Linked DNA regions of Homo sapiens: region 1 is linked to region 2. A link is a loop called in an ENCODE intact Hi-C map of the cell type or tissue named here. Cell type or tissue: lower leg skin. All regions are shown on one strand. Links, peaks and the distances in the headings refer to the core of each region. The heading gives the core; the rest is flanking DNA. Region 1 holds the start of FCRL4 (Fc receptor like 4). Region 2 holds the start of LOC105371457 (a long non-coding RNA gene).

What was found. Peaks named below come from ENCODE experiments on the same cell type or tissue, not always from the same donor. Only the 100,000 strongest peaks of a DNase experiment are listed, where the experiment ranks them.
Region 1: it touches region 2 in a loop (15-fold over the local background); 3 of 110 quality-filtered maps call a loop at or near these places.

Annotation. Positions count from the first base shown.
Region 1 is chr1:157,590,437-157,606,328 of GRCh38, reverse strand. It overlaps FCRL4 (Fc receptor like 4), which reads left to right and starts at 8,244. Exons shown (of 12, transcript NM_031282.3): 1 at 8,244-8,415; 2 at 9,981-10,001. The coding sequence starts at 8,385. In lower leg skin, for the core only: no CTCF peak of the experiment used is centred there; no DNase peak of the experiment used is centred there.
Region 2 is chr1:157,659,796-157,676,657 of GRCh38, reverse strand. It overlaps FCRL3 (Fc receptor like 3), which reads left to right. Exons shown (of 15, transcript NM_052939.4): 15 at 1-177. LOC105371457 (a long non-coding RNA gene) reads left to right here and starts at 16,561. Exons shown (of 3, transcript XR_922184.3): 1 at 16,561-16,757. In lower leg skin, for the core only: no CTCF peak of the experiment used is centred there; no DNase peak of the experiment used is centred there.

The DNA.
Region 1 (15,892 bases), core at 4,484-12,483, 73 kb after region 2:
CCATTGGTAAGGGTTAAACTCCCAGGCTATGAGGTATGGGTGAATCTTCCTCTGGGTCCTTATATAAGCAGTTCTGATGTGGGACCTCAGCTGAAGAAGCCTGCAGCAGGGCAACCAGGCAACTTTCAGGTTCACTGCCAAGACTGGTGTCAGCAAACAGATGAACCTTTCTGCCAAGGCACTGGTGTGCACAATTTCTTCTCAGACCCTTGACAGGTAGTTTTGCTTGCAAACTCAAAGCCAAACAGAGAAGTAATTAACCCCCTTAGGGCACTAGATTATTTCTGGACTTGAACCCAGAAGCAATACTGGCAAGGCAGATCAGCCACCTGGATATCTGTCTGCACTCTCAAAATTACCTTCTTAGATCTTTAGCTCCACTGGGCTTTTACAAACTCCTATCTATGCGCAGAATATCTTCTATTCTGCCATCTTGGTGACATCACTTTGATCAGTTTCAGCTTTCTTTGAATGAGTGTTTGCATGGCATATCTTTTTTTTTCTCCTCTTACTTTTAACCTACTGATATCATTAATTTTAAAGCCAAGCAAGGTGGAGAATTGTGGTTGTGAGTGTCCAGTTGCCAGTCTGCTCCTCCAGCTAAGGTATTCCCTCCACCACCCTCTGCCCTCTTCCTGTTTCTCCTCCACCTAAATGTCCATGCTGAAAAGCCCTACACAAATTACATTATCCCATTATTCATAGAGGACCTTTATTTTTCTTGACTACTGATTTTCTGAGATCCTCTCTCTCAACCCTCTTTCTTCTCAGTTTATCTCCCATTCTCATTTATGTCTCAGTCAAAATATCATGTTTTATTTTTCTTGCTGTCATAGTGGTCCACTCAGCCCTAGATAGCATCTAGTTGCCCAGCTGTAGCCAGTGTACTGCAATGATAATTATTTCCTTTGGGTTGATGTTTCAGGACTAGACTCAAGGGGGAGAAGACATGTGGGTAAGGGACCAGGGATTGAGGATTGGAGGAGTCTCCTCACCACTTCAGCCCTGCTAATGTTCTCAAGACAAGAATGATGACAACAAGTGATATTGATTTTACTCATCAAAGTTGATTACCATTGACAGAGACCAAGACATATTGCTTATCATGTCACAAAGATACAAGCCAAAACATATTCAAGAGCTAGAGAAACAAATTCCACCTCTCCATGTAAATAGCTACAAAGTCACATTGCAAATACGTGGATTCAGGGAAGGGAAGAATTTGTGGCCATTTTTATAATCTACCATGGGTCCTGAAGAGTTGAATGTAGTCTGGACAAATTAGTAAACAGGATAGAGAGGTGACCCTATTGTGATTGGTGCTAACATTGAACTTGTTATGAAATTTAAATTCAAGATGGTAATGTTTTGTAATGACAGATAACTTAAATCTTATTATATTATCCACCAGAATCACTCTGCACTAATGAGTTAAAAACAGAGCATATCTCAAAATCAGTAATTAAAACCATGAGTTAGATATATTCCTGAGGTTAGAAGCACAGACGGGTTAGCACTTTGCTTGATGAATTAGATGCAAAGTATGGTGATCAGCTATACATGAATTCTAGGTGGCTTGCTTGTGGAATGGTGAATTGAAAAAAAAAAACTCCTTCATTTCACCCAATGAACAACATTGGTCTTGGCTCCTTACCAAAGATTAGATCAAATACTTGGCCTTTTTATTGAACAATACAACCCATTTAAACACTTTGAATCTTTCTCAGATAAACATTTATGAATAGTTACCGAAAATGATAATCCTATTCACTGAAATCAGTTTCCAGAAATAAAAGGATTGAATTACATATCCTAAATTGCTGAATTGAAAAGTGAATTCAGAAAGTAAAAATCTAAAAATAAACCAGCATGGTTGAATTGGCTTTTTTCAATTAATATTGATAGCGGGGCTGAAGAGTTACAAAGAGCAATAATTATAGAAGTAGGGAAAACAATACTGAAAAACAATATGGCAATGTAGGAATGCCAGAAATCTACAAATATCTCAGAAGAAGCTATCCTAAATATAAAACTATTGTGCAAAGTTTCTATCCATGGGCAGAGTGCCTACATTTGCAAACAGCAATTTGCCTTTATAAAACAATAAAACTAAATATTGCAACCATTTAAAGGATACAAAACTGAATCCTGTATTGCACACACACTGTGAAATGTAAGTTTTGCCACTGATTTCTTGGTGCAAAAGAAGAGATGTAAACTTTTTAGTCCCCAGTTCAGAAATAATAAATAATAAAGGAAAAATTAAAAATTAATTGTGTCTGCATTCCAATTTGTATTTTTCAAATGTGGATTTAAAATATAACCTCCAATAAATGTTTGTATTAAGTTACATACATATCCAATAGCTCAGCAAAAATAATCAAATTTTATTAAATTTTGGCAGTTAGTTTTTCTCACACATTACTTTCTTCATTCTACATTGCCTACCTGGCTCTCATAGGTTTTGAATTTGCACCCCCCTGAAATAGGCTGAATCAGATTAAAACTGGTGCCAGGGGCACCAATCTACAAAAAGTAATCAAACCAGGGTTAATCAGTAAAACGTAAACTTCCTCCACTCCCATGAAATGGAGCTCATCGTCCAGTTTAATTTTTTAAATACACCTCTCTAAAGCAAACTTCTCTGTTGAATGTTTTTGTGATGTGCAGTTCCAGCTAAAAATGAGTAGTTACAGATAAAATTTGGAAGCCATAAAATGCTTAGCTTAATGTTGTTTACCAGTGGATGCATGATTTTACTTTAACACCTAATTTTTAAATTCTTCAATATACAGTCTAATAAATTGCCTGGTTTGAGAAATCTTGAAATCTAAAAGTTATGATTTTAAAACTTTTATTTTGGTGATTCTTTTTCAAGAAATTAACTCAGTTTTGGCTAATAGAAATGAATGTAGTAGAAAATCAGTTTCTACATTAAGTGAATTAATGGAAAATAAGTATCTCCCTTCCCCTTCTAGGTAAGTGTTCTGTCCCTCCCTAACTTTTGCAGAGGCCCCGGCAACAGTGCAAGTTGAGGTCTTCCTAGTATAGATCTGAGGATTTAAAAGTTATAAATCAGCCGGGCGCAGTGGCTTAGGCCTGTAATTCCAGCACTTTGGGAGGCCGAGGCGGGCGGATCACGAGGTCAGGAGATCGAGATCATCCTGGCTAACACAGGTGAAACCCCGTCTCTACTAAAAATATAAAAAATTAGCTGGACGTAGTGGCGGGCGCCTGTAGTCCCCACTACTCGGGAGGCTGAGGCAGGAGAATGGCGGGAACCCGGGAGGCGGAGCTTACAGTGAGCGGAGGTTGCGCCACTGAGCTCCAGCCTGGGCGACAGAGCTAGACTCTGTCTCAAAAAAAAAAAAGTTATAAATTAATCTAATAAGCTAATAAGATGTGTTTTATTCTCCTACTTTGACAAATATACCTTCATAATGACCTAGAAGTCTGGGTTCAAATATAACATTTTAAGATAATGGGAATTTTATACTAGAACAAGGTATGACAAGGAAAGCAGGCTCTGGTCTCCTGTTTCAAGCTTACAGCTTCCTACTTTTATTCCTGCTCGCAGCTCCATCCCATAGTACAATACATTGGAACGAGCCAGCCCGCACATCCAAGCTTCTGACACATCCCTCAAGCAGCACTGCCTTGGCCAACCCTCAGGAAAAACTGACCAAATATAGCTAAATGTTAATAACTGATAACTCTCAGTGAAGAGCAGGTAAGTATTTATTGTACTATTCTTGCCATTTTTTTGAAAGGTTTAAAATTTTTTGAAATAAAAATATTGGGGAAATGAAAGTTTTCTTGTTAACGTCTCCAAGTAACAAAATGGATTTGCCTTCAGCTACATAGCTTGTAAGTGATGAAGCAAAACCATAGCCAGGCCTTAGAGTTCAAATCTGGTGTCCATTTCACACCCTCTACTACATAACTGTGGATCTGTGAATCTGGAATAGAGGGCACTAACAACCTGCGATTCTGTTCTCACTTTGGACAAGTTTTTGAGCAAAAAGATCTGTATGTTCATGAAGATAGAAGAGTCTCGACTTAGAACAAGAAATCATCTCGGAAACGTCTCTAAAACAAAAGGAGATTATATTTTACCACTGAAGGCTAGAAATATTATTATCTGTAGTCATGGAAAATAAAATGCGGCTTCTAGATGGCACCAGCCTACAAATAAATGTAATTGAGCTTCTTCACTGCCTTTTCTTTGAAGTTCAAAGTTGATTACTCCAAGCGGCTGTTCCTCCATTACTAACAAATGGCTATAGAAATCATTACGTATACAGCCACTGATTTGGGAGAAGAGTCTTTTAATAGCAAGAACAACAAATTTATCTTTCCAGTATTTTTCCCACCCATAAAGCACTGACAAGACCACAGACTCCCTGTCACATAGTTAAAAATGTATGATTCTCCCGTAGTAGTAAAGACCATACTCAGCACTCAGATCTTGGTTTCTAAATATCAGTCTCTACTGAAAGGAATTGGGGCTCCTTGAAGAAGTGGCTGATTCTAGAGTTGGGGCAGGAAAATGTAAGATGAGCCAGGAGCATCTCGTAGTGCCAGACAGTACAGAAATGTTCCAACAAGGAAAATGATGAGAGTTTCTCAAAGGCACAAAGAAGAAGCTGACCTGAAAGAGCTCCCAATCACCAAAGCTGGATCAATTTGAGCAACAAAATATATAAAGCATTATATTGTTACCAAAGTTTAAAGTAAATATACAAATCTATAGTGATATAAATAAATGATTGAATGGATGAATACATGAATAAGTAAATAAGAACAAGGAGACAAATCCCCCTACCTCACCTCTCACCCTGACTGTGGGCTGGACTTGCTCCCAAACGAAAGAATATAGAAAAAGACAAACAGTAATTTTACATCGAAGAAACCTGGCAAACACTACCTTAACCAAGTGATCACAATTTACATTACCAGTGATAAGTCATGTTGAGATTCCATACCCCCAATGTGATGAGAAGGACACTCTACCGCTGTAGTATTCTTTGTGAAAACTCATAACCCCAGTTTAATTATGACCAAAACGTCAGACAAACCCAGATTGAAAGACGCCGCAAACTACCTAGCCAGTACTCCTCAAAACTGTCAAGGTCATGAAAAACAAGGAAACACTGAGAAACTCACAGATGGAGAAGAGACGTCTGTGAGCAAAGATAGCTAAATGTAATGTAGTATCTTAGAGGGGATACTAGAAGAGGAAAAAGGTGTCAATGGAAAACTGAAACAAGCTGGATAAAGCCTGTAATTAATAGTAATGTAGAGACGGAGCAAAGATAACTAAATGTAATGTAGTATCTTAGAAGGGATACTAGAAGAGGAAAAAGGTATCAATGGAAAAACTGAAAAAAGCTGGATAAAGCCTGTAATTAATAGTAATGTAGAGACGGAGCAAAGATAACTAAATGTAATGTAGTATCTTAGAAGGGATACTAGAAGAGGAAAAAGGTATCAATGGAAAAACTGAAAAAAGCTGGATAAAGCCTGTAATTAATAGTAATGTAGCAATCTTGGTTTCTTAGTTTTGATAAATGCACCCCCATGATGTGAAATGATAACGGTAGGGGAAATTGAAACAGGTGAGGGCTTCCTATATGGGAACTCTTTGTATTATCCTTACTATTTTATATAAATCTAGAATTACCCCAAAATGAAAATTTATTTTTTAAACTGTAAAGGTTTAAATGTTTTTCAAAAAAAAATTAGAAAAGTTTAAAAATTTCAGTTTCTTACATTCTCATTGAAAACAATTATTTTTGTCCTTTGTTAATATAAAATCTAAAAGTTCCTGGTTAGTCAAGCAATTGCTTAATAAATCATGGTATATGTACTTCCTGGCTGATGTTTCAAAGTACTAACCACACTTCTGGCACCAATAACTAAAATATTTCTGTCAGTGACTTAAATACCACAACAAAAATAGTACTTGACTGACGTAAACTTAAACATTTACACAGTAGTTGTAAATAAATATGATTTTTGTGTTTGGACATCTTGTATAACATCATAAATGTGAAATTTTATTTTGCTAATTGAAATCTATTCATTCAGCAAAACTTATGGTAGAAACAAGAAAACAGGCAATATGATTTCAACTTCCCTCAATCCTTAGTCAGTCAATAAATATTGGAGTTCTAAACTCATGCTAAATACTATTTTCCAGTGTTATAAGGAATACAAAAATGTTGGTAGGATATTATGTCAATTATAAAGTGCTTTTTAGTTCATTATACTTGTTACTTCTAGTATTACAGAATAGTTCTCAGCATAGGGACTAAGCTGAGAGTTCTATGTCATTAATGTATTCATACAAACATCAATAACAACATCCACTTCAGCTGGACATTATTTTTATCTCCTTTTTACCAGTGTGAAAGAGGCTAAGTACTTGACCAGAGTCACCCAACTAGCAAGAGGTGAAGTCAAGATTTCATCCAGATGTGTGGGATTCTGCAGATCAGGTTCTTGACTGCCATTTTATACCCTTGCTCCTCCTGGGACAAATGAAGGCAGCTGAAAGATGACAGCACGGTCACACGGCAAGGAGACAAAGGACCCATGTGCCGCCTTGACAGCTCTATGTCTTTATGGTTCCTTGTGTCTATGTCTACTCTGGCCCTTACCACATTGACTTTTTTAAAGTCTTTAAGAGAGATGCACTTTATTCACCTTTTTATTCTTCTAAGGCCATGGACATTGTCTAAAATATAGTTGATGTTCAATACAAACCCTAGTTAGAAAATAAATTATTACAGATATATAGAAAAACATTATATTAGAAAAATACAGACCACTCTTAATCCATCCTATGTCTATTATCTATTCACAGATATCTTGATGTGATGGTGATGGTCACGATAACTGCCTTCCATCTTAGTGCATGCTCATCTCTCAGTCCTAGAATGATATTCTTTCAGCTTGGATGTTACTTCCTCAGGGAAGCCTCTTATGCATCCCCAGAACTGGGTCAGATTTCCCTCTTAGTGGACTCTCAGAAATTACATACAATTCACTTCTATGTAATTTCCTGTTGACTTGCTGTCTTCTCCACCAGAATGAAAGCTTTCCAAGTCTTGATTAACACTGTACTTCCAGCACCTGGCACCATACCTGAAGCACCATGGTGTTTCTTTTTTTTTGCCATTAACATTTTATATATATATATATATATATATATATATATATATATATATATACACATACATATACACAAGATAATAGCATAAAAAAGTTTTAAAGAGTTATACATACCAAAATATTATACGTACCAAAAAACGTCACTACGGATTTTTCCATTTTTTTCTTAATTTTTTTTTTAAGTTCTGGGATACATGAGCAGAGTGTGCAGGTTTGTTATGGGTAGGGAGAGCATTAGGTGTTTCTCAAAACACCAAACAGCATGTTGCCCAGTGTGAAAGAATCCAAATGGCAAAAATCAAAATTTAATAGAATTATTTAAATACCCACTCTGACTTCCTGACGTGAATCGCTTCTCAAGGCTAAAGCCATCATATTTTCAGAACTCTCTAGCCTCTTGTCTTTCAAGGAAATCACAACTTCTTCTCTCTGCCACCAGATACCAGGCATATGTATTTCAATCAATATATATTTGCCAAGACATTCCTGTAGCAAATTTTGGATTCTAGGACATTAAGTAAAAATGTTATGGCCTATTATCTAGGAAGAGCATGATGGGGCTATAATTTACTCCTCAGCTTGCCTTCTACTCAGATCAAAAGTTGTGGTTTCCCCCTGGACTGATGAGTCAGGATATTTTCATATATATCAGACAAGGTGAGAGTTGTCTTGTGATTGAGATGTTTCATCAGGTCTACAGACGGCCTGCTGGAGGTGTTCCAGTAGAGGTATCAGCGGTCAGAGGAGGCCTTTTCTGTGTTGAATGAGAAATTCTTCATCTCTGGGGATATTCAGGGACATCCTTAGATTATGTGGATTTCAATAGGCCTGCAATCTCACCTCATCTCTAGTAGCAGAGAGAATAGGTTGTGATTTCCTTGAAAGACAGAGCCTAGAGAGTTCTGAAACTAGAGTAGCTTTAGCCTTGAGAAGTGATTCACCCCAGGATGTCACAGCAGTACTTAATTCTATTAAATTTTGATTTTTGTGGTCTGGATTCTCTCACACTGGTCCACATTGCTGTTTGGTGTTTTCAGAAAGATTCCTCTACTTCCCCCTTTCACTTCATTATCTCAATCAGCTTTATGCAGAGAAGAAGCTTACTGAGCTCACTGCTGGTGCTGGTGTAGGCAAGTGCTGCTTTGGCAATCTGGGCTGACCTGGCTTGTCTCCTCAGAACTCCTTCTCCAATCCTGGAGCAGGCTTCCATGCTGCTGTGGGCGTCCTTGCTGGCCTTTGGTAAGTGATGGGGAGGAGACCTTTGCTTGCTGCAAAGCTGAGCCTCACCATGAGCAAAAGCCCTCTTTTCTGCTGCTGCAATCATGGATTTTTACTCCCATTTTAGAACAGCAGAAAATGAACAAAAAGGAAAGATAATGATTTACTGGTAGAAGGGGAAAATGATAATAATTGATTTCCAAAGATGTATTTCTCATCTATTTTTGCTATGAATTGCCTATGGAAAATCATTTTACCCCCAAATGGACTTATTTTGTTTATGCAAAAAGAAACCTATGGCTAGGTTCAGTCCCTACGTCACAGAGCATGAGGACCCAGAGGAAAAGATGGACTGAGTTATTTGTGAAGGATAAAGTCCTGATTGTGAACTCAGGTAGAAAGGATCACCTGCTGAGAATAGTTATTTCCTTCTCTGTATTCTAAGTTCAAACCTGTTCTGATGTTTGCAAAGAGCATGAGAAGAGAAGAGATAAGATGATTTCCCTTTGATTTTTTTCTTCCTGCTTTTGTACCACTTGTCAGTGTTTGTCCAAATGAGGCACGGATTTCCTAGTTGCTCAAACTAGGGAATTAAAGAACAGTCAGTCTTTTGTTCATTAAATATTTATTAAGCGTATTTGTCTAGTTCCCACCTGATCCCCAGACCCCAACTAAGGGAAGACCTATTAGTGTGATTGGCACATGATAGGAACTAAGGAGTGAGTGGATGGGTATACTTGGCATGCCACACTGCTGGGCACCACAGAGGATGCAGAGACCTGAAGGACACAGATTCTGCCCTCAAGAGGTGACATTCTCAATAGAACCTCAACGTACACATGCAAGAACATCTGACTCGACAATATGAGAAAAATATTACACAAATAGTTACAGGATAATGTGTGAGGATGTCAGTTAATTTGTGCTAAGCCCTGGCTACATCCCACTTTTCTAAGGGCACCCCATGTATAAATGTATCCAATTCTCTAACATTTGATCAGGTGGAACTTTTATAACTCCCATTTACAAATGAGGAAATGAAGGCACAAAGATGTTGGTCTTGTCCCTGAGGTTTATGCAGCTAGTACAGTGGCAGAGTCAGGATTCGAACCCATAATCTAACTTTGGAAACTAGGCTTTTAACTACTACCCTCTACTGTCTGTCTCATTTTGAGTTCCAAATTAGCTATGATAATAAGTGTTCTGAGTCAAGAGAAGAGGAATCAGCAGCAGCCCCATACTAAAAAATTAATGACAGCAGCCATTAATTGAAACCTTACTGATCTAACTCATTACAGTATTACTATGAGGTCGCTTTCATGAGCCTCATTTTTCAAATGAGAAAACTGAGACTTGAAAGTTCATGTGGTTTGCCCTGGGTCATACAGCTAAAATTCAAACCAGACTGTCTGAGTCCACAGCCTGAGCGTCTGGCCACTGTGTTTCCCCGCTTCCCTGGGATGGATGGAATGGAACGTGTTTCTCTTCCTCTTGGTTGGAAGTAGCATATGAGTGTATGGGCTCTCAGGGTGAATAGTTCGGGACTCTTCGCCTACGCTGATGGCTGGCTCTTTACTCTCTTTCAGCTCCAGTCTGTGGACAATCTGGTAAGTCCTTATTTTCTTTGCTCCTTTATGTCTCTAGATACCCTAATAACTATATTTTATCTCAAATACTTACAAGAGTCCCTGTTGTCCATTTCATCCTTTTCCTGAGTGCTGCAGGGATGTAGAGACATCAGCTCGTGTGGTGACTCTGACCCTAAGAACCAGGCTATTTGGGGGTGACTCTCTTAAACCAAAACTGCCATTGTGCTGGCTAAACATGGCAGGGCCTGGGATATGTGTCACAGCGTCCACAGGAAGAGGAGCTGTCACCCCGCCTGATGTGGGATTCTAGCCAAGCCTGATGGAATGCATAGCATCCCAAGAGGAAAAGGGTAGAAATAAGCCAATACTTCAGAGGGGGAGGCTGGGGCTCCAGCAGCTTTTCCACTAACCATGTGTAACAAATTTATCCCCAACTTCTGCATCCCATGGAGACACACTTCTCTGTTAATAGCTCAAATTATGATGACTCTGAGTCTCCATCTATCCTACTGGTCAGCAAAAAGTCCCATCCTCTATAGGCAGCTGCCTCACAGGTGTTTTGGCCATTCCTATAGAGCACCCTAGGAGCTGCTGGAGCCAGCAAGGGCCTTGGCCCCCTTGAGGTGCACTGTCTCTTGCAGCTCCTAACTCTGCTGTTCTTCCCCTCCTCGGTGCCTTGGACACAGACTATTTCCCACACACCCTTCCTGAGACAAGATTATAACTTGGCAGACTTTGCTAATGGTTCTAGAATGGGGAAATGAAATACAAAAAGTGCCTTGAATTAACTGCAGCTAGGGATGTGGTTAACCTCAGAGCCCATCAACTCAGTCTCAAACACACGAAGGCCATGAAAAGTTATGTCCCTTCCTGGCCATAGGGCCACCTGCACATAGCAGGGGCAGCTTCCTCAGAGCAAAGAAGAGTCTAGTTGCATACATCAAAGGAAATCAACTCTCCTTCCCTCCAGTAGAAGACCTATTGCCTAAGTCCCAATGGCCCTGCATCCAGGTGCTTCCCAGGAATATAGCTGGTAGGGTTTTCTATTCTCTTCAGCAGAAACACAGCCCCATTCCCACTGATGACATAGAGTATTCTGTCCAAACCTTTAAAGACAGAATTTTCTTTTTAAAAAGTGTCTGCAGAGGCTGGGCACAGTGGCTCATGCCTGTAATCCCAGCACTTCGGGAGGCTGAGGTGGGTGGATCACTTGACGTCAGGAGCTCAAGACCAGCCTGGACAACATGGTGAAACCTCATCTCTACTGAAAATACAAAAAATTAGCCGGTTGTGGTGGCACATGCCTGTAATCCCAGTTACTCAGGAGGCTGGGGCAGGAGAATCACTTGAACCCAGGAGGTGGAGGTTGCAATGAGCTGAGATCAGGCCACTGCAGTCCAGCCTGGGCAAGAGTAAGACTCTATCTGAAAAATAAAATAAAATAAATTCTGCAGAGACACAGAGATGTTTCACCTTACCAAACAGAACATTTAGCTTCTTCATGTAAAACATGCAGTTGGGTTATTTTACAATTTTCTTTTTCCCCTCAAACAGAGGAAGGGCATTTTCTTCACATTTAGATGTAACTAAAAGATCTATTTGGGAAGTTCTTCTGGGCAAAGGCAAGAATGTTTAAAGTTTTAAGCTTTAAAAAAGTAATTGCCTGAAAATCTTTAAATGTAGACAGTCCTCATCTGAGTAAAAAAGGTTCCAAGGAGAAAATAATTTATTCTATTAAAAATTTCATAGTAAATAGCAATCCCCAAAATTGAGATTTTATTTTTGAAAATTAATACAAATGAAAACAATTTGTTTTATTTTCTACTTCACAGAAGTTACATTACCACAGGCAATTTGTAGGGCAAAGCATGAATCTAATATTGACTTTTCAAAATGTGGTAGCTGCCACAGCTCCAGGCATCATGACTTTGTTCAAGGCAGAAAATGGGGAGAAGTAGGGAGACAGGTGGAGAAGGGAAGTGAAGCTGTCAAAGAGCACCCAGTGTGCATCTCTTCTTTCAAATAAAGGAAGAAGATTTTCCCAGAATCCCTATTCCCTAGTCCATCCCTAGCATTATTTCTCTGACATCCCTTTATTCAGACCTGGATCATGTAGGTGGGAAAGTTAATACTTCATTTTTTCAAACACATTAGTGGGCAGAAGGTTAGAGAGAAGAGCATTGGGACTGACTTTTGAGAGCCAAACAAGTGTTTTCCCTATTATAGATTTCTCCTTCATAATCGTTAATAGGTCTTGCTCTGCCATACTCTTTAGTGATTTTATGACTCATCAGAGCAGTGGTTCCACATAACTTTTACCGAGTTTATAAATTACTGCATCTTCAACAGAATCTAAAATAGCAATCAATTTTCATTTGTACACCCATTGAAAGATTAGCCTACCAAAGCACTTATCTTGGAGAAGGCTAGATAGTAGTATTATATTGGTAAGGACGTTTGAGTGAATGTTTCTAATAGTGAATAATTTGTGTTGTAGTTACTTTTGTTGTTAGCCGGCACAAAGTCAGAACTACAAAACTCAGAAAATAAACATTCAGATTAAAAAGAGCCTCGGAAACAGTTTCTTCTTAGAAGATATATAATTAAAAACAAAATCTCCTCCCAGCTCAGAAATCTTCTCTACAACGGTAGTAGAGAAAGTAGGTATTATTGAACAACAATAAGCCAGAATATGATGAGCATCACAGACAACCCACTAAGAAGCTGCAAAGTCAGAAAGGAATTCCACCCCCTCATACAGCCAATTAGATACAGCCCATGCATACATGTTTTCAAGATAAACAATAACTAGGCCTCAAGTAAGAGGGCCTGACAGCAACTTTTCTTCTACTAGTTCATCTTAACTTTATCCTGGTAACTGGCGAGACAACCTGTCTTAAGTAACTGAAGGGAAACAAACTTCTGTCTTTACAACAGCAGGTAGTTTAGCACATTGGAGAAAGCTGAGCCCACCAAAGTTAGGTCCTTACTCTCCCACAGGAACTGAGAGAGACGGAGGAACTATCTCTCTAGATGTTTGTATTCAAAAAGGTGGTTCCCAGGACTTCCCTGGGTTGTGAGCCAGGCAATAGTCTTATTTTTTTATTATTATTATACTATAAGTTCTAAGATACATGTGCACAACATGCAGGTTTGTTACCTATGCATACATGTGCCATGTTGGTTTGCTGCACCCATCAACTTGTCATTTACATTAGGTATTTCTCCTAATGCTATCTGTCCCCCAGCCCTCCAACCCCTGACAGGTCCCAGTGTGTGATGCTCCCTGCCCTGTGTCCATGTGTTCTCATTGTTCAATTCCCACCTACAAGTGAGAACATGCGGTGTTTGGTTTTCTGTCCTTGTGATAGGTTGCCGAGAATGATGGTTTCCAGCTTCATCCATGTCCCTACAAAGGACATGAACTCATCATTTTTTATGGCTGCATAGTATTCCATGGTGTATATGTGCCACATTTTCTTAATCCAGTCTATCATTGATGGACATTTTGGTTGGTTCTAAATCTTTGCTATCGTGAACAGTGCCACAATAAACATATGTGTACATGTGTCTTTATAGTAGCATGATTTATAATCCTTTGGGTATATACCCAGTAATGGGATGGCTTGGTCAAATGGTATTTCTAGTTCTAGATCCTTGAGGAATTGTCATACTGTCTTCCACAATGGTTGAACTAATTTACACTCCCACCAACAGTGTAAAAGCCTTTCCATTTCTTCACATCCTCACCAGCATCTGTTGTTTCCTGACTTTTTAATGATCGCCATTCTAACTGGCATGAGATGGTATCTCATTGTGGTTTTGATTTGCATTTCTCTGATGGCCAGTGATGATGAGCATTTTTTCATGTGTCTGTTGGCTACATAAATGTCTTCTTTTGAGACGTGTCTGTTCATATCCTTTGCCCACTTTTTGATGGGTTTTTTTTTCTTGTAAATTTAAGTTCTTTGTAGATTCTGGATATTAGCCTTTGTCAGATGGGTAGATTGCAAAATTTTTCTCCCATTCTGTAGGTTGCCTGTTTGCTCTGATGATAATTTCTTTTGCTGTGCAGAAGCTCTTTAGTTTAATTAGATCCCATTTGTCTATTTTGGCTTTTGTTGACATTGCTTTTGGTGTTTTAGTCATGAAGTCTTTGCCCATGCCTATGTCCTGAATGGTATTGCCTAGGTTTTCTTCTAGAGTTTTTATGGTTTTTAGGTCTTCCATTTAAGTCTTTAATCCATCTTGAGTTAATTTTTGTATAAGGTGTAAGGAAGGGATCCAGTTTCAGCTTTCTACATATGGCTAGCCAGTTTTCCCAGCACCATTTATTAAATAGGGAATCGTTTCCCCATTTCATGTTTTTGTCAGGTTTGCTGAAGATCAGATGGTTGTAGATGTGTGGTGTTAGGTCTGAGACCTCTGTTCCATTCCATTGGTCTATATATCTATTTTGGTACCAGTACCATGCTGTTTTGGTTATTTAACCAGTGTAAACATTTACATGCATTTGAAAAGGACAGAGAAAGAAATTCTGAAAGAGGAAGAGAAGTCACTTACTTTTGGCAGGGAGAATTAAGCCTCTTATTTTTAATTTGCATTATCCTTGAATTCTTCAGTTTCTATCCACAAATGCTTCAAAGATTTTAGGGCCTACTTTCATGTAGGGTTAGTATTTTACTGTCACAAGAGAGTGCCTTTGAGGTCTGGGAAGTTAGGAGCACCTACCTCCCCACACTCTTATTGTCTGCAACTATCTGGATATATTTCTTATGACAAACAGAGCCTGCTTACCTCTCCCATATATATTTATTGTCAGTAAAAATATAACTTAAATCCCTTTCCATAACTGTCTAATTGACCTCCCAATTTCTATATTCACTCCATCTACAACCCCTGTCCCACCACATGCTCATGCTACATGTATGGGAGGGAAAAAATTTCCCTCTATCTATGTTAGGTTTAAAGAAAACCAAAATATTTCACCCCAAAATATGGCCACCTGGTATAACTAGTATTTTGAATTAAAGGCCTTTAAAGATCAACAGAAGAAACTTTTCCCTATCCACCTAAAGACCAAACCAACCCACCAGTAAGAACAGTTGTTCTTCCCTTCTCTCTACTTTAGGAAAGAAGACTGACGGGTGTAACCACACCTGAACAGACCCTATCACAACAAAATATCTATCCTTCAGGCGCATTCATCTTCCAAATAGAACCATTTATCCATTAATTCACCATAGTCATTATTTATTGCCCTTCAAAAGAGTTACCTACATTCCCCCTCTCCCCACTCCCCTCTAAAAATGGCTGTGTAAGTATCTGGGCCTTATTGGTATATTTGGGGAACCACTCTGTAATTCTTCCTTGTACATGTTAATAAATTTGTAGGCCATTTCTCCTATGAATCTGCTTTTCATCAGTTGACTTTTCAGCAAACCTTAAGAGGGCAAGGAAAAAGGTTCTCTTGATTCCTACAGGTTAATTTTCTGGGGCCCATAAATTAACCTGATAAAAGATAGATTAGACGGGGCATGGTGGCTCACGCCTGCAATTCCAGCACTTTGGGAGGCTGAAGCAGGTGGATCACGAGGTCAGGAGATAGAGACCATCCTGGCTAAGAAGATGAAACCCTGTCTCTACTAAAAATACAAAAAATTAGCTGGGTGTGGTGGCACTTGCCTGTAGTCCCAGCTGTTCAGGAGGCTGAGGCAGGAGAATCGCTTGAATCTGGGAGGCAGAGGTTGCAGTGAGCCGAGATCATGCCACTGTACTCCAGCCTGGGTGACAGAGTGAGACTCTGTCTAAAAAAAAAAAAAAAAAAGACAGACTAACAAGTGAAAAAAGGTTTTAATTATGTACATACACAGGGGAATTTACAAAGAAAAAAAATGGCTCAAGGAGGC
Region 2 (16,862 bases), core at 1,620-9,619:
TCTCGGATATAACAAATGTGCAAATTCTGATTGATTGCCCTGTAAAATGAATTATTCTCATGCAGTGCTCTACTTGACTTTTATCTTTGAATTCACAACTAAAAACCCATAGCCCAGAAATCTAAAAAAAGTAATTTTAGTGGAGCCTTTGAAAATAAAAGACCATTGGAAAAAGTACCAGTTTCCACTGTCTTTCTCACACTTACCCTTTTAGTATATCTTTACATCAGAGCCTATTCTCACTCATGGTTTACCAAATAGAAAGCCACATGAGAAGCTTAGGTTTTGTCACTAACGTATATTAAAAAGATTATTTTAATTTTATCAAGATCAGATTTGGGTGGGGACACAGAGTGAAACCATATCATTCTGCCTCGACCTCTTCCAAATCCCATGTTTTCACATTTCAAAATACAATCATGACTTCCCAACAGTCCCTTAAAGTCTTAACTCATTCCAGCCTTAATACAAAAAGCCAAGTCCAAAGTCTCATCTGAGACAAGGCAAGTCCCTTCCAACTAGGAGCCTGTGAAATTAAAAGCAAGTCAGTTACTTCCAAGATACAATGGGGATACAGGCATTGGATAAATGCTTCCATTTTAAATGGGAGAAATTGGCCAAAACAAAGAGGCTACAGGCCCCATGCAGGTCCAAAATTCAGTGGGGCAGTCATTACATCTTAAAGCTCCAACATAATCTCCTTTGACTCCACGTCTCACATCCAGGGCACACTGATGCAAAGAGTGGGCTTGCATGGCCTTGGGCAGCTCTGCCTTTGTGGCTTTGCAGGGTACAGCCCCCATCCCAGCTGCTTTCATGACTGTCATTGAGTGTCTGCAGCTTTTCCAGGTGCACGATGCAAGCTGTGAGTGGACCTACCATTCTGGGGTCTAGAGGATGCTGGGCTTCTTCTCACAGCCCCACTAGGCAGTACCCCAGTAGGGATTCTGTGTGGGGGCTCCAACCCCACATTTCCCTTCTGCACTGCACTAGCAGAGCTTCTCCATGGGTACTTCATCCCTGCAGCAGACTTCTGCCTGGACATCCAGGAGTTTCCATACATCCTCTGACATCTAGGGAGAGGTTCCCAAACCTCAATTCTTAACTTCTGTGCACCTGCAGGCCCAAGACCACATGGAAGCCACTAAGGGTTGGGGCTTGCACCCTTTGAAGCAATGCTCTTAGCTGTATGTTGGCCCCTTTAGCCATAGCTGGGATGCAGGACACCAACTTCTGAGACTGCACAAATCAGCAAGGCCCCGGGCCTGTCCTGTGAAACCATCTTTTCCTCATAGGCCTACCAGACTGTGATGAGAGGGGCTTCTCTGAAGACCTCTGACAGCCCTGGAGACATTTTCCCCTTTGTCTTGGCAATTAACATTTGGATCCTCATTACTTGTGCAAATTTCTGCCTCTGACTTGAATTTCTCCCCAGAAAATAAGTTTGTCTTGTTTGTCACATGGTCAGAAGGCAAATTCTCCAAACTTTTATGCTCTATCACCTCTTGAACAGTTTTCTGCTTAGAAATTTCTTCCAGCACATACCCTAAATCATCTCTCTCAAGTTTAAAGTTCCCAAGATCTGTAGGGCAGGGGCAAAATGCCACTAGCCATTTTGCTAAAGCAGAGAAAGAGTGACTTTTACTCCAATACCCAATAAGTTCCTCATCTGCATCTAAGACCACCTCAGCCTGGACTTCATTGTCCACATCACTAACAGCATTTTTGTCAAAATCATTCAACAAGTCTCTAGAAAATTCCAAACTTTCCCACATCTTCTTGTCTCCTTCTGAGTCCTCCAAACTGTTCCAATCTCTGCCCATTACCCAATTCCAAAGTTGCTTCCACATTTTTGGGTATTTTTATAGCAGTGCCCCACTCCCAGTACCAACTTAATACATTAGTCCATTTTCACACTGCTATGAAGACATACCCAAGACTGGGTAATTTATTTAAAAAAGAGGTTTACTTGATTCACAGCTCCACATGGCTGGGAAGGCCTCAGGAAACTTACAGTCATGGAAGAAGATGTAAGAAAAGCAAAGACCTTCACACGGCAGCAGGAAACAGCGAGTTAGCAAGAGCTGGGAAGACTGCCTTACAAAACCATCAAATCTTGTGAGAACTCACTCACTATCACGAGAACAGCATGGGAGAAACTGCCCGCATAATCCAATCACCTCCCAACAGGTCCCTCCCTTGACACATGGGAATTATGGGGATTACAATTCAAGATGAGACTTGAGTTTGAGAGCAAAACTATATCAATGGCTTTGCATCACATAATTTATTACAGGTGTGTTCTGGAATAGTTTCTATAAATTGATCCATTCTTGTAAAAAAAATTAAAAGGGATTTGAATAAATATATAGATGTGGCTATAAATATAAATTTAGATACTCATCAAACTGTTGAAAGTGGTTATTTCTGGTTGATAATGAACAGTATTTATTATTATCTATTCAAACTTTGATTTCTTATAGTGCTATGTTGACAAAAGTTTTGGGAAACAGACAGTTACTCACTCTGCAGGTGGAAGAGTAATTACTAAGTCTTTTTTGGCAATCAGCAACAATATTCTTAAATGTGCATCCCTTTAGCCCTTTAATTCTACCCAAGATTGTTGATAATAAAGAAAAAGTTGGTTCTGTATAAATTATATCAGCGGAAAATTGGTTAAATAAATTATGGTACATCCATAATATGTAGACTGTTATCACTATATAATTATATAACTAGAAAGTCCAAAAAAGTCAAACAAAAAGGTTAAAGTGTTGAAAAGTGTTGATAAACTAATAAAAATTAATTATATCCATACATGCCAGTTGTAAGTTGTAGGAAATTCAATTGCTTTTAAAAAGGAGATAACATTTATGACAATAATAAAGATGATTACATTTCTAGAAGTTCATATACAGAAAATAAACAATAAATAATAACATCCAAAAATAAGAAATAAAGGAAACCCTGAACTAAGATAGAAAAATATCTCAGTTATTTTAAAAAGAAGACCTACACATGGCCAATGAACATATAAAAGTGTTAGACATCACTAATCATTAAAGAAATGCAAATCAAAACCACCATGAGATACCACCTCACCCTAGGCAGAATGGCTATTAATAAAAAATCAAAAAATAACAGATGCTGGTGAGGTTGTGGAAAAAAGAAAATGCTTATACACTGCTGGTGGAAATGTAAATTAGTTCAGCCATTGTGGAAAGCAGTTTGGTAATTTCTCAAATAACTTAGAACAGAATTACCATTTGAACAAGCAGTCCCATTACTGGGTATATACCCAAAGGAATATAAATCATTCCACCAGAAAGACACATGCACATGTATGTTCACTGCAGCACTATACACAATAACAAAGACATGGAATCAACCTAAATGCCCATCAACAGTAGACTGGATAAAAATAAAAATGTGGTACATATAATAATGGAATACTATGCACCCATAAAAAAGAATGAGATCATGTCGTTTGTAGCAACATGGATGGAGCTGGAGGTCATTATCCTGGGTAAACAAACACAGGAAGAGAAAACCAAATACCACCTGTTCTCACTTATAAGTGGGGGCTAAATTTTGAGTACATATGGACACAAAGAAGGGAAAAACAGACACCAGGGCCCACTTGAGGTTGGAGGTTGGGAGGAGGCTGAGGATTGAAAAAGAACCTGTTGGGTACTATGCTTATCACCTAAGTGACAAAATAATCTGTATTCCAAATCCCTAAGACATGCAATTTACCTATATAGCAGACCTGTGCATGTACCCCTGAACCTGAAATAAAAGTTAGAAAAAATATGAAGCTAAAAAAAATTTAAAGAACAAAATATATCCTGGTTCTTACCTGAGATAATTAATGATAACAAAATGTCTTCATCTCATATATTTAATATAGCTGAAATTGATATTAGAAATTAAAAAATAAGATTTCAAAGGGAAATAAACATATAAACAGAGCCATTCTGTTATTCAAGCAATATTCCCAAGACTTTCTATTTTTTCCAAGACGCTTGACTGAGAAGAGGGTGTCCAGAGTTGCCAACACAACTCCTCTGTTCATTGGGAAAAAATTCTCAATTATACTTGAAAAGGATAGTTCTTTTGGCTGGGCACAGTGGCTCACGTCTGTAATCCCCGAACTTTGGGAGGCAGAGTTGGGCAGATCACCTGAGGTCAGGAGTTCAAGACCAGCCTGGCCAATACAGTGAAACCCCGTCTCTATAATAATACAAAAATTAGCCGGGCGTGGTGGTGGGAGCCTGTAATCCCAGCTACTCTGGAGGCTGAGGCAGGAGAACTGCTTGAACCCAGGAGGCAGAGGTTGTAATGAGTCAAGATCTTGCCACTGCATTCCAGCCTGGGCAGCAAGAGCAAAACTCCATCAAAAAAAAAAGAAAAGAAAAGAAAAGAAAAAGAATAGTTCTTTCTATAAATTAGTCTATCATGAATTTTACTCCACACAATCTGGTCATTTTTCTCTGAATGGATAAAGCCAAGCCCCAAATCTACCAAAGTTGAGCACACACTATGAGTCATGTACTATATTGAGTTTTTATATACATAAGTGCTGTGAATATAGTCCATGACTCATAGACTCACAAAAGATTCCAAGAGTTCAGTATTATAATACCTATTTAAAGATGAGACTGAGGCTCAGGTAGTTTAAATAGTTCAACCAATAGTTTATCATATGCAAAGTAAAGCAAAATCCAAACCCATATTTGACCAACTCTGAAATCTGTGCTCTACGTTGTCACACTACATTGCCTTCTAGTTACAAGGATGATACTAGAATTCAAAAGGACCAAACGATTTTATGGAAGGAGAACGTTATGCAGTTTACTAAACAACTGGCTTAAGCATGTGTAAATGATATTCAAGATTGTTCTATTATGAACCTCTAACCCTTCCCAATAAACACAATGCAGGTTCTCTTCTTTCATTGTCTTGGTTTTGCATTGTTCATTGATCCTTTATTTCTTCCCTCAGTGATCATTTTGTATGCAATTTGCATCAAAATGACTTTTCCCTTCTGTCAGGATTTTAATGTTACTTGCAAAACAAATTCTTATTCACTGTGTTTAAAATTGCTCAAAGTACAGAAACTTTATCAAGTCTGTTTTTAGAGGTTTGCTTTCCTGAGATGTCAATGTTAGTAGAAATATTGGTGTCTCTGCAGTAATTTGTGTCTCTGTTTATCAACATATATACTATTTCTTCATTAAATATACATCACAACCAACAAGTTTTTAAAAAATAATTCTATTTAATGGAGAGTGAGCTTCTAAGTAGTCTGATTAAATAAACACATAGATATGTAGGTGATAGATGATTAATGATAAAGAAGATAGATGATGATGATGATGATGAAGATAGATAGATAGATAGATAGATAGATAGATAGATAGATAGATACATGCATACATACATACATACATACGTACATACAGGTAGATCTGCACAAAAGTTGTGGTCTCTGAAATATCTCCTCTGTCACAGGATCAATCATTTCCCCCCACCTGTAGCATCTCAGTTTTATTCCTTAACTTCAGCACTCACTATTTGAAAGCTACTGAAGCATCAGCACTAAGCTGGCAGGAGATGTATAGATGCAAAACATCAACCAATAGGCTCAAAAAAAGACATTCTTCCCATTGCTCAAAAGACTCCTCATCTATTCTTCAATTGACTGACGTACATTGAGTAACTAGCATTGAAAAGATAAATAAAACAAAATCCCCCTCTGTGCTTAAGTTTTGGGAAAATGGACAGAATTACTTTTATTTATAATTTCCTCTGAGGTAGAAAGGAATAACTGAAATTGTTAGCCTGTATCACTTGATATCACACTAAATTTTTTTTAGCTTTGAGAAAAATGAATCTTAAGAAGCTAATAAGTTCACTGATGACCAATAAACATCAACTGATACAATTTATCAACATCACTCATTTTACATCAGCCATTGTTCATGACTTTATGTAAACAACACTAGAATGCTTTGAAAACCTTAAAAATAATTCAAATATTGAAGTATGAAGTGTATTTCAAATTTTATGGCTTTTCTATTTGGTATCAATAGCTTAGACAACAGAAAGTATAATGCATATAAAAATGCAATCTACTTTGAAGTTTTTAATATTAGGCAAATGAATTCAACTAGCAAACTAATTCACTGAGGAAAAATTTACTTCTTCTTAAAAAGGAAAATATATATATATTTTAATTTTATAATAGGGCCCCATATGTCTTGTTTCCAGATTGAAAGGTGGAAAATACAATCCAGAAATGTGGGTGTGGCCTTTAGAAGGATTAAGGAATTCAAGTGGAATCTATATGTGCTTCAAATTTGCTCCAAACTTTTTCCTCCTGGAGGCCCCAGGAAAGATAAAGCTATTTTATAACAATAGCCCATCAGCGTGGACTCCCTGAAAGGTCCTTTGAAGGACAGGCACAAACAAAGCCAGACTGCAAAGACTAAAATGAATACCCAGTATATCAATGTGCAGATATCATCACACTTCCATAAAGATAAAAAACATTCTGGGAAGTATGACCTCACCAAATAGATAAAATAAGGTGCCAGAGACTGACCTAAAGTGATGGAGATGTGTGATCTCTCAAAGAAACAATTCAAAATAGCTAATTTAATAAAGCTCCAAAAACTTCCGGAAAACAGAGAATTGACTCAGTAACTCATCAGAGAAATTTAACAGAGTAATTGAAATAATTTTAAAAAATCAAACAGAAATTATAGAGCTGAAAACTACAACAAATTAAATAAAAAATGCTATAGGGAGCATCAACAGCAGAATTAGTCAAACAGAAGAAAGAATTAGTGAGCTTGAAAACAGACTATTTGAAAATAGAAGAGAAAAAAGAAAAAAACAATGACCAAAACTTAAAGGAGCTTTGAGACCAAATCAAAAAAGCAAATATTCAGGTTATTGGAGTGAAGGAGGGAACTGAGAAAACAAAGAGGCAGAAAGTTTATTGAAATAAATAATAACAGAAAACTTTCCAAACTTGGAGAAAGATATAAATATCAGGTACAGGATGTTCAAAGATCACAAACCAGATTCAACTCAAATAAGAATACCCCAAGACATATTATAATCAAATTCTCAAAGGTCAAAGACAAAGAGAGAATCCTGAAAGCAGTAAAAGAAAAGAAGCAAATAGCATATGAGGGAGAAGCAACATGTCTGGCAGGGAACTTCCTCAGCAAAAATCATACAGGACAGGATAAAGTGGGACCTTATAGTCAAAGTGCTGAGAGAAAAAAGTTGCCAACCAAGAATCCTGTACCCAGCAAAGTTATCAATAAGAAATGAAAGAGAAGGCCAAGCATGGTGGCTCACAGCTGTAATCCCAGCACTTTGGGAGGCCAAGGTGGGCGGATCACAAGGTCAGGAGTTCGAGACCAGCCTGGCCAATATGGGGAAACCCTGTCTCTAATAAAAATACAAAAATTAGCCAGGCACGGTGGCATGCGCCTGTAGTCCCAGCTACTCAGGAGGCTGAGTCAGGAGAATTGCTTGAACTAGGGAGGCAGAGGTTGCAGTGAGCCAAGATCGCACCACTGCACTCCAGCCTGGACAACAGAGTGAGACACTACCGCAAAAAAAAAAAAAGCAATATAAAAGAAAAGAAATGAAAGAGCAACACTTTCTCAAACAAACAAAAACTGAGGAAAGTTATCAGTATCAGAACTGTCTACAAAAAAAAATGCTTCAGAGAGTTCTTTAAACCAAAAGAAAAGGATGCTAATGTGATTGCTATGCTAATACAATTGTTGTATTTGAACAACGTGTATACTTAGTAAGAGACTAAAAGACAAAACCGTTAAGAATAATAACTTTAACAATCATATAAGAGATATGCAATATAAAAAATGTAAGATGTACATCAAAAAACCAAAATGTGGGGGCAAGAAGGGAGTTAATGTGTATAGATTTTTTTGTTTCTTTCTTTTATCTTTTTGGTGATCAAAGTTAAGTTGATATCAGTCTTAAATATTTGCTGTAACTGTGGGATGTTTTTTGCAAGCCCCATGGTAACCATAAAGCAAAAACCTGTAATAGATATATTAAAAATAAAAAGCAATGAATGAAAACATGCTGCCATGGAAAATCATTTAAGCACAAAGGAATACTGTATAAAAGAAAAGAAGGAAGGGAGGAGTTAGAAAACAAGTAACAACATGGCAGTAATAAGTCCTTACCTATCAATAATAACATTAAATATAAGCGAGATGTACATTAAATGTAATTGGAGAATTAAATGTAATTCTCCAATTATAAAACATAGAGTTGCTGAGTGGATTAAAAAGGAAGTGACTTTCACTTTTATATGTGACCTTCAAGAAACTCATTTCACCTATAGATTGAAAGTGAGAAGACGTAAAAAGATATTCCATGCAAATTAAAACAAAAAAAAGGCAGGAGTAGTTACACTTATATGAGATATAGTAGACTTTAACTTAAATACTGTAAAAAGAGAAAAGGGTGGTCACTATATAATGAAAAAATGGTCAATTCCACAAGAGGATATAAAAATTATAAACATCTAGGCACCCAACACTGGAGCTCCCGAGTACATAAAGCAGACAACAATAGATCTAAAGGGAGAAATAGACTTCAATATATTAGCAGTAGAGGACATTAACACTCCAATTTCAGTAGTGAACAGATTATCCAAACAGAAAATCAACAAAGAAACATCAGAGTAAAACTACACACTAGACATAATAATAGGCCCAACTGACATTTACAGAACATTTCACCACCTGCTACAGAATACAAATTCTTTTCATCAGTTCCTGGAACATCCTCCAGAATAGACCATTTCTTAGGCCAGAAAATAAGTTTTTTTGTTTTTTTTTTTTTTTTTGAGATGGAGTCTCGCTGTCGCCCAGGCTGGAGTGCAGTGGCGCGATCTCGGCTCACTGCAGGCTCCGCCCCCTGGGGTTCACGCCATTCTCCTGCCTCAGCCTCCCGAGTAGCTGGGACTACAGGCGCCCGCCACCTCGCCCGGCTAATTTTTTGTATTTTTAGTAGAGACGGGGTTTCACCGTGTTAGCTAGGATGGTCTCGATCTCCTGACCTCGTGATCCACCCGCCTTGGCCTCCCAAAGTGCTGGGATTACAGGCGTGAGCCACCGTGCCCGGCCCAGAAAATAAGTTTTAACAAATTCAAAAAAGCAGAAATTATATCAAACATATTTTATGACCACAATGGAATAAAACTAGAAATCAATAACAAGAGAAATCTTGAAAACTTCACAAACACATGGAAATTAAACAATAAGCTCTTCAATGACCAGTGAAGAAATTAAGAAGAAAATTTTAAAATTTCTTGAAATAAATTAAAGTGGAAATGCAACATACGAAAGTCCATGGAATACAGCAAAAGCTATATTAAGAAGGAAGTTTATATAAAGAAATACTTACATCAAAAAACTTGAGACTTCAAATAAAAAACTAACAATGCATGTAAAGATACGAGAAAAGCAAGAACAAACCAAACACAAAATTAGTGAAGAAAAGAAACAATAAAGATCAAAGGAGAAATAAATGAAATTGATACTAAAAAAATACAGAAGATTAACAAAATCAAAAGTTATCTTTTTGGGTTTTTTTTTTTTTTTTTTTTTTTTTTTTGCTTTTTGTTTTCTTTCTGAAACAAGGTCTTGCTTTGATGACCAGGCAACAAAGTGCAGTGGTCCAGTCACAGCTCACTGTCGCCTATATCTGCTGGGCTCGAGAGCCTCTCACCTTGGCCTCCCAAGTAGCTGGGACCAGAGGTATGAGCCACCACACTTGACTATTATTATTTTTCTTTTAGAGATGGGGTCTCAATATGTTGCCCAGGCTGGTCTCAAACTCCTGGGCTCTAGTGATCCTTCCACCTCAGCGTCTCAAAGTGTTGGGATTACAGGCATGAACCACCATGCCTGGACACCTTTCTGAAAAGATAAACAAAAAAAGATAAACCTTTACCTAGACTAAAAAAAAGAGAAAATACCCAAAAGAGTAAAATCAGAAATTAAAAAGGAGACATAACAATTGAGACCAAAAAATACCAAGTATTGTTAGAGACTATTATGTACAACCACATATCAACAAATTGGAAAACCTATAAAAAAACAGACGAATTTCTGGACACGTACAACCTACCAATACAGAACCATGAAAAAATAGAAAATCAAATAAGCCAATAATGAGTAATGAGATTGAAGTCATAATAGTCTCCCATCGAAGAAAAGCTCAGGACCCGATGGCTTCATTGCTGAATTCTACCAAATACTTAAAGAAAAACTAATATCAATTTTATTCAAACTCTTCAAAAAAATTAAAGAGGACAGAATACTTTCAAACTCATTCTACAAGGCCAGTATTACCCCAATGCCAAAACCAGACAAGAACACAGCAAAAAAGAAAACTACAGGCCAATATCTCTGATGAAAATAGATGTGAAAATTCTCCACAAAATAATAACAAACAGAATTCAGCAACACATTAGAAAGATAATTCACCATCATTAAATTGGATTTGTCCTAGAGATGCAAGGATGGTTCAACATACAAAAATCAATAAATGTGATATCAAATTAATAGAGTCAAGAACAAAAACCATAAGATTATCTCAATAGATGCAGAAAAAGGATTTGAAAAAATTCAACATTACTTTTTTATAAAAGCTCTTATAAAACAAAATATAGAAGAATATATCTCAAACTAATAAAGGCCACATGTGACAAACCAGCAACTAACACTGTACTGAACTGGGAAAAATTAAAAGCCTTTTGTCTAAGATCTAGAACAAGACAAGAATGCCCACTTTTACCACTTTTATTTAACATGTACCAGAAGTCCTGTCGGAGTAATTAGTCAAGAGAAAAAAAGGAAAAAAAAAGAAAGGAAGAAAGGAAGGAAGGAAGGAAGGGGAAAAGAAAAGGAAGGAAAGAAAGAAAGAAGGAAAGAAAGAAAGAAAGAAAGAAAGAAAGAAAGAAAGAAAGAAAGAAAGAAAGAAAGAAAGAAAGAGAAAGAAAGAAAAGAAAGAAAGAAAACTGTTATAGCCGATAAATGAATTCAGTAAAGTTACAGGATATAAAACCAACACAGAAATATTAGAAAAGTAGCATTGCTATATGCCAACAGCAAACAATCTAAAAAAGAAATCAAGAAAGAAATCAAATTTACAATAGGTACAAAGAATATAAAACATATAAAAATCAATTTAGCCAAATAAGTAAAAGATCTATACAAAGAAAACTAAAAAATATTTTATTGAGGTTTTTTGCGTCGATGTTCATCAGGAATATTGGCCTGAAATTTTCTTTTTTGTCGTGTCTCTGCCAGGTTTTTGTATCAGGTTGATGCTGGCCTCATAAAATGAGTTAGGGAGGAGTCCCTCTTTTTCTATTGTTTGGAATAATTTCAGAAGGAAACCAGCTCCCCTTTGACTTCTGGTAGAATTCGGCTGTGAATCCGTCTTGTCCTGAGCTTTTTTTGGTTGGTAGGCTATTAATTACTGCCTCAATTTCAGAACTTGTTGTTGGTCTATTCAGGGATTTGGCTTCTTCCTGGTTTAGTCTTGGGAGGGTGTATGTGTCCAGGAGTTTATCCATTTCTTCTAGATTTTCTAGTTTATTTGCATAGAGGTGTTTATAGTTTTCTCTGACGGTAGTTTGCATATCTGTGGGATCAGTGGTGATATCCCCTTTATCATTTTTTATTGTGTCTATTTGATTGTTCTCTCTTTTCTTCTTTATTAGTCTGGCTAGCAGTCTATCTATTTTGTTAATCTTTTAAAAAAGCCAGATCCTGGATTCATTGATTTTTTTAAGGGTTTTTCATGTTTCTAGCTCCTTCAGTTCTGCTCTGATCTGAGTTACTTCTTGTCTTCTGCTAGCTTTTGAATCTGTTTGCTCTTGCTTCTCTAGTTCTTTTAATTATGATGTTAGGGTGTTGATTTTAGATCTTTCCCACTTTCTCCTGTGGACTTTTAGTGCCAGAGATTCTGGTATGTTGTGTCATTGTTCTCATTGTTTTCAAAGAACTTATTTATTTCTGCATTAATTTCATTATTTACCCAACTGTCATTAAGGAGCAGGTGGTTCGGTTTCCATATAGTTGTGTGGTTTTGAGTGAGTTTCTTAATCCTGAGTTCTAATTTGATTGCACTGTGGTCTGAGAGACTGTTTGCTATGATTTCCATTCTTTTGCATTTGGTGAGGAGTGTTTTACTTCCAATTATGTGGTCAATTTTGGAATAAGTGTGATGTGGTGCTGAGAAGAATGTATATTCTGTCAGTTTGGAGTGGAGTGTTCTGTAGATGTCTATTAGGTCCCCTTGGTCCAGAGCTGAGTTCAAGTCCTGAATATCTTTGTTAACTTTCTGTCTCGTTGGTCTGTCTAATATTGACAGTGGGGTGTTAAAGTCTCCCACCATTATTGTGTAGGAATCTAAGTCTCTTTATAGTTCTCTAAGAACTTGTTTTATGAATCTGTGTGCTCCTGTATTGGGTGCATATATATTTAGGATAGTTAGCTCTTCTTGTTGCATTGACCCCTTTACCACTATGTAATGCCCTTCTCTGTCTTTTTTGATCTTTGTTGATTTAAAGTCTGTTTTGTCAGAGACTAGGATTGCAACCCTTGTTTTTTTTTGTTGTTGTTGTTGTTGTTTTTTGTTGTTTTCCATTTGCTTGGTAAATTTTCCTCCATCCCTTTATTTTGAGCCTATGTGTGGTCTTTGCATGTGAGATGGGTCTCTTGAATACAGCACACCAATGGGCCTTGACTATCCAATTTGCCAGTCTGTGTCTTTTAACTGGGGCATTTGACCTATTTACATTTAAGGTTAATATTGTTATGTGTGAATTTGATCCTGTCATTATGATGCTAGCTGGTTATTTTGCCCATTATTTTGCACTTTCTTCATAGTGTCAATGGTCTTTACAATTTGATATGTTTTTGCTGTGGCTGGTACCGGTTTTTCCTTTCTGTACTTAGTGCTTCCTTCAGGAGCTCTTATAAGGCAGGCCTGGGGGTGACAAAATCTCTCAGCATTTGCTTGTCTGTAAAGGATTTTATTTCTCCTTCATTTATGAAGCTTAGTTTGACTGGATATGAAATTCTGGGTTGAAAATTCTTTTCTTTAAGAATGTTGAATATTGGCCCCCACTCTCTTCTATCTTGTAGGGTTTCTGCAGACAGATCTACTGTTAGTCTGATGGGCTTCCCTTTGTGGGTAACCCAATCTTTCTCTCTGGCTGCGCTTAACATTTTTTCCTTCATTTCAACCTTGGTGAATCTGACAATTATGTGTCTTGGGGTTGCTCTTCTCGAGGAGTATCTTACTGGTGTTCTCTGTATTTCCTGAATTTGAATGTTGGCCTGTCTTGCTAGATTGGGGAAGTTCCCCTGGATAAGAGTGTTTTCAAACTTGGTTCCATTCTCCCTGTCACTTTCAGTTACACCAATCAAATGTAGGTTTGGTGTTTTCATATAGTCCCATATTACTTGGAGGCTTCATTTGTTCCTTTTCATTCTTTTTTCTCTAATCTTGTCTTCATGCTTTATTTCATTAAGTTGATCTTCAATCTCTGATTGAATTTCTTTCTTCGGCTGGATCGATTCAGCTATTGATACTTGTGTATGCATCATGAAGTTCTCGTGCTGTGTTTTTCAGCTCCATCAGGTCATTTATGTTCTTCTCTAAACTGGTTATTTGAGTTAGCAATTCCCCTAACCTTTTTTCCAGGGTTCTTAGCTTCCTTTCATTGGGTTAGAACATGCTCCTTTAGCTCGGAGGAGTTTGTTATTACCCATCTTCTGAAGCCTACCTCTGTCAATTCGTCAAACTCATTTGCCATCTAGTTTTGTTCCCTTGGTGGTGAGGAGTTATGATCCTTTGGAGGAGAAGAGGCATTCTACTTTTTTGAATTTTCAGCTTTTTGCTCTGGTTTTTCCTCGTCTTCATGGATTGATCTATCTTTGATCTCTATCTCCGGTGTTGGTGACCTTAGGATGGGGTTTCGGTGTGGAAGTTCTTTCTGTTGATGTTGATGCTATTCCTTTTTATTTGTTAGTTTTCCTTCTAACAGTCAGACCCCTCTGTTGCAGGTCTGTTGGAGTTTGCTGGAGGTCCACTCCAGACCCTGTTTGCCTGGGTATCACCAGCAGAGGCTGCAGAAGAGCAACGATTGCTGCCTGTTTCTTCCTCTGGAAGCTTTGTTCCAGAGGAGCACCCACCAGATGAAAGCTGGAGCTCTCCTGTAGGAGGTGTCTGTTGACCCCTGCTGGGAGCTTTCTCCCAGTCAGGAGGCACAGGGGTCAGACTGCCATCTGAGGAGGCACTGTGCTGGGAGATCCACTGCTCTCTTCAGAGCCAGCAGGCAAGAACAAGTCTGCCAAAGCTGTGCCCACAGCCGCCCCTTCCCCCAGGTGCTCTGCCCCAGGGAGATGGGAGTTATATCTATAAGCCCTTGACTGGAAATACTGATGAATAAAATTGAAAAGGACACAAAAATGAAAAAAAAACTCATTATCAGTTGGAAGAATTGATACTATCAGAATGACAATACTACCCCCAAACAATTTATAGATTCAATGCAATCCCTATCAAAATACCAATGACATTCTTCACAGAAATTTTTAAAAGTCTTACAATTTATGTGGAACCATAAAAGACCCTAATTAGCTGAAGCAATTCTGAGAAAAAAGAACAAATCTGGAGGCATCACACTGTATAACTTTAAAATTTATGACAAAGCTATAGTAACCAAATCAGCATGGTACTGGCACAAGAATAGACACACAGACCAATGGAGTAGAACAGAAAATTCATTTATGAATCCACACATTTATAGCAAATTCATCTTCAACAAATGTGCTAAGAAGGACCACCTCTTTAATAAATGGTGCTGGGAAATTTGGTTAACTATAGTCAAAAGAATGAACCTTAGATCTAAATCTCTTACCATCCACAAACAAAAATAGATTAAAGGTTTAAATCTAAGACCTGAAACTGTGAAACTACTAGAAGAAAGCATTGGGAAAATGCTCCAGGACATTGGTCTAGGCAAAAATTTTCTGTGTAAAACCTCACAAGCACAATCAATCAAAGCAAGAAATAGACAAATGTTATTCCATCAAGCTAAGAAGCTTCTGCACAGCAAAGGAAACAATCAGCAAGCGAAGGAAGACACAACCTATAGAATAGGAGAAAATATTTGCAAACTACCAACCTGACAAGGGATTAATAAACCAGAGTTTATAAGGAGCTCAAAAAACTCAGTAGAAAAAAAACCCAGCAAATAATTTAATTAAAAAATGCACAAAAGACCTGAATAGACATTTCTCAAAAGAAGACATACAATGGCCAACAAATATATGAAAAATATGCTCAACATCACTAATCATCAGGAGAATGCAAATCAAAATTACAGTGAGGTATTATCTTACTCCAGATAAAATTGCTTTTATCAAAAAGACAGGAAATAACAGGTGCTGGCGATGATGTGGAGAAAGGGGAACCCTCATACACTTTTGGTGGGAATATAAATTAGGAAAGTCACAATGGAGAATAGTATGGAGATTCCTCAAAAAACTAAAAATAGAACTGCTCTACCATCCAGGAATCCTGCTACTGTGTATATCCAAAAGAAAGAAAATCAATATATTGAAGGGATACCGACACTCCCATGTTTATCACAGCATTATGAACAATAGAAAAGATATAGAATAAACCTAAGTACCCATCAACAAATGAATGGAGAAAATGTGGTACATATACACAATGGAATATTATACAGCCATAAGAAAGAATGAAATCCTGTCATTTGCAGCAACATGGATGGAAGTGGAGGTCATCATATCAAGCTAAATAAGCCAGGCACAGAAAAACAGTTATTGCATGTTCTCACTCATATGTGGGAGCCAAAAACTGGATTTCATGAAGAGAGAGTGGAATGATAGTTACCAGAGGCTTGGAAGGGAAGGGGAGAGAGAGGTATGAAGAGAAGTTGGTTAATGTGTGCAAAAATACAGTTAGCTAGAAAGAATAAATTCTAGTATTCAATAGCAAAGTGGGGAAATTTTAGTTAAATAATAAACTATATATTTAAAAATAAAATAATATATTGTACATTTTAAAATATCCAGAAGAAATATAATGTTTCCAACATGAAGCAAGATAAATGTTTGAGGTGATGGATATCCCAATCACACTTGTTTGATTATTACACAATGTATACATGTATCAAATATTACACATACCCCCAAAAATGTACAACTATGATGTATTAATTTAAAACACACAAAAAATTCCTTTGTCTGTTTTCTAGAAATATTATATTTTCACTTTTACACTTAAATCTATAATCCACATAAAGTGATTTTTTTCATGTTGCGTATAGTGAGAAAAAAAAGTTTGTTTGTTTTTCTTATAAGTACCCTGTTGTTCCAACACTATTTACTGAATAAACTTTATTTTGCCTCTTGTTAATTTGGGTTGTCTTCTTAGTATGTGGTTGCAGGAGTTATTTTTGGTGATGGTCAGTCTGGTCAACCACAAGGGAGACACAGAGGAGGCAAAGGAAAAAACAAGTTTCTTATACTCAAGGTCCTAGAGGGACAGAGTCACTGCATGCTGACAGGGAGTGATGTGGAAAAGAGCACCAAGGAAAAAGGCTCAGCCAAGCAAGTGGGGAGCAGAGAGCGGGCAAACACCAGAAGGTAAGTGCCTTTATTGGAACTCAGGTTGAGACACACAAGAAAAGGGATACACAAGAAAAATTTTACTGGTGTGTTGAAATGTTACTAGGTTATGGTCAGGAGAGG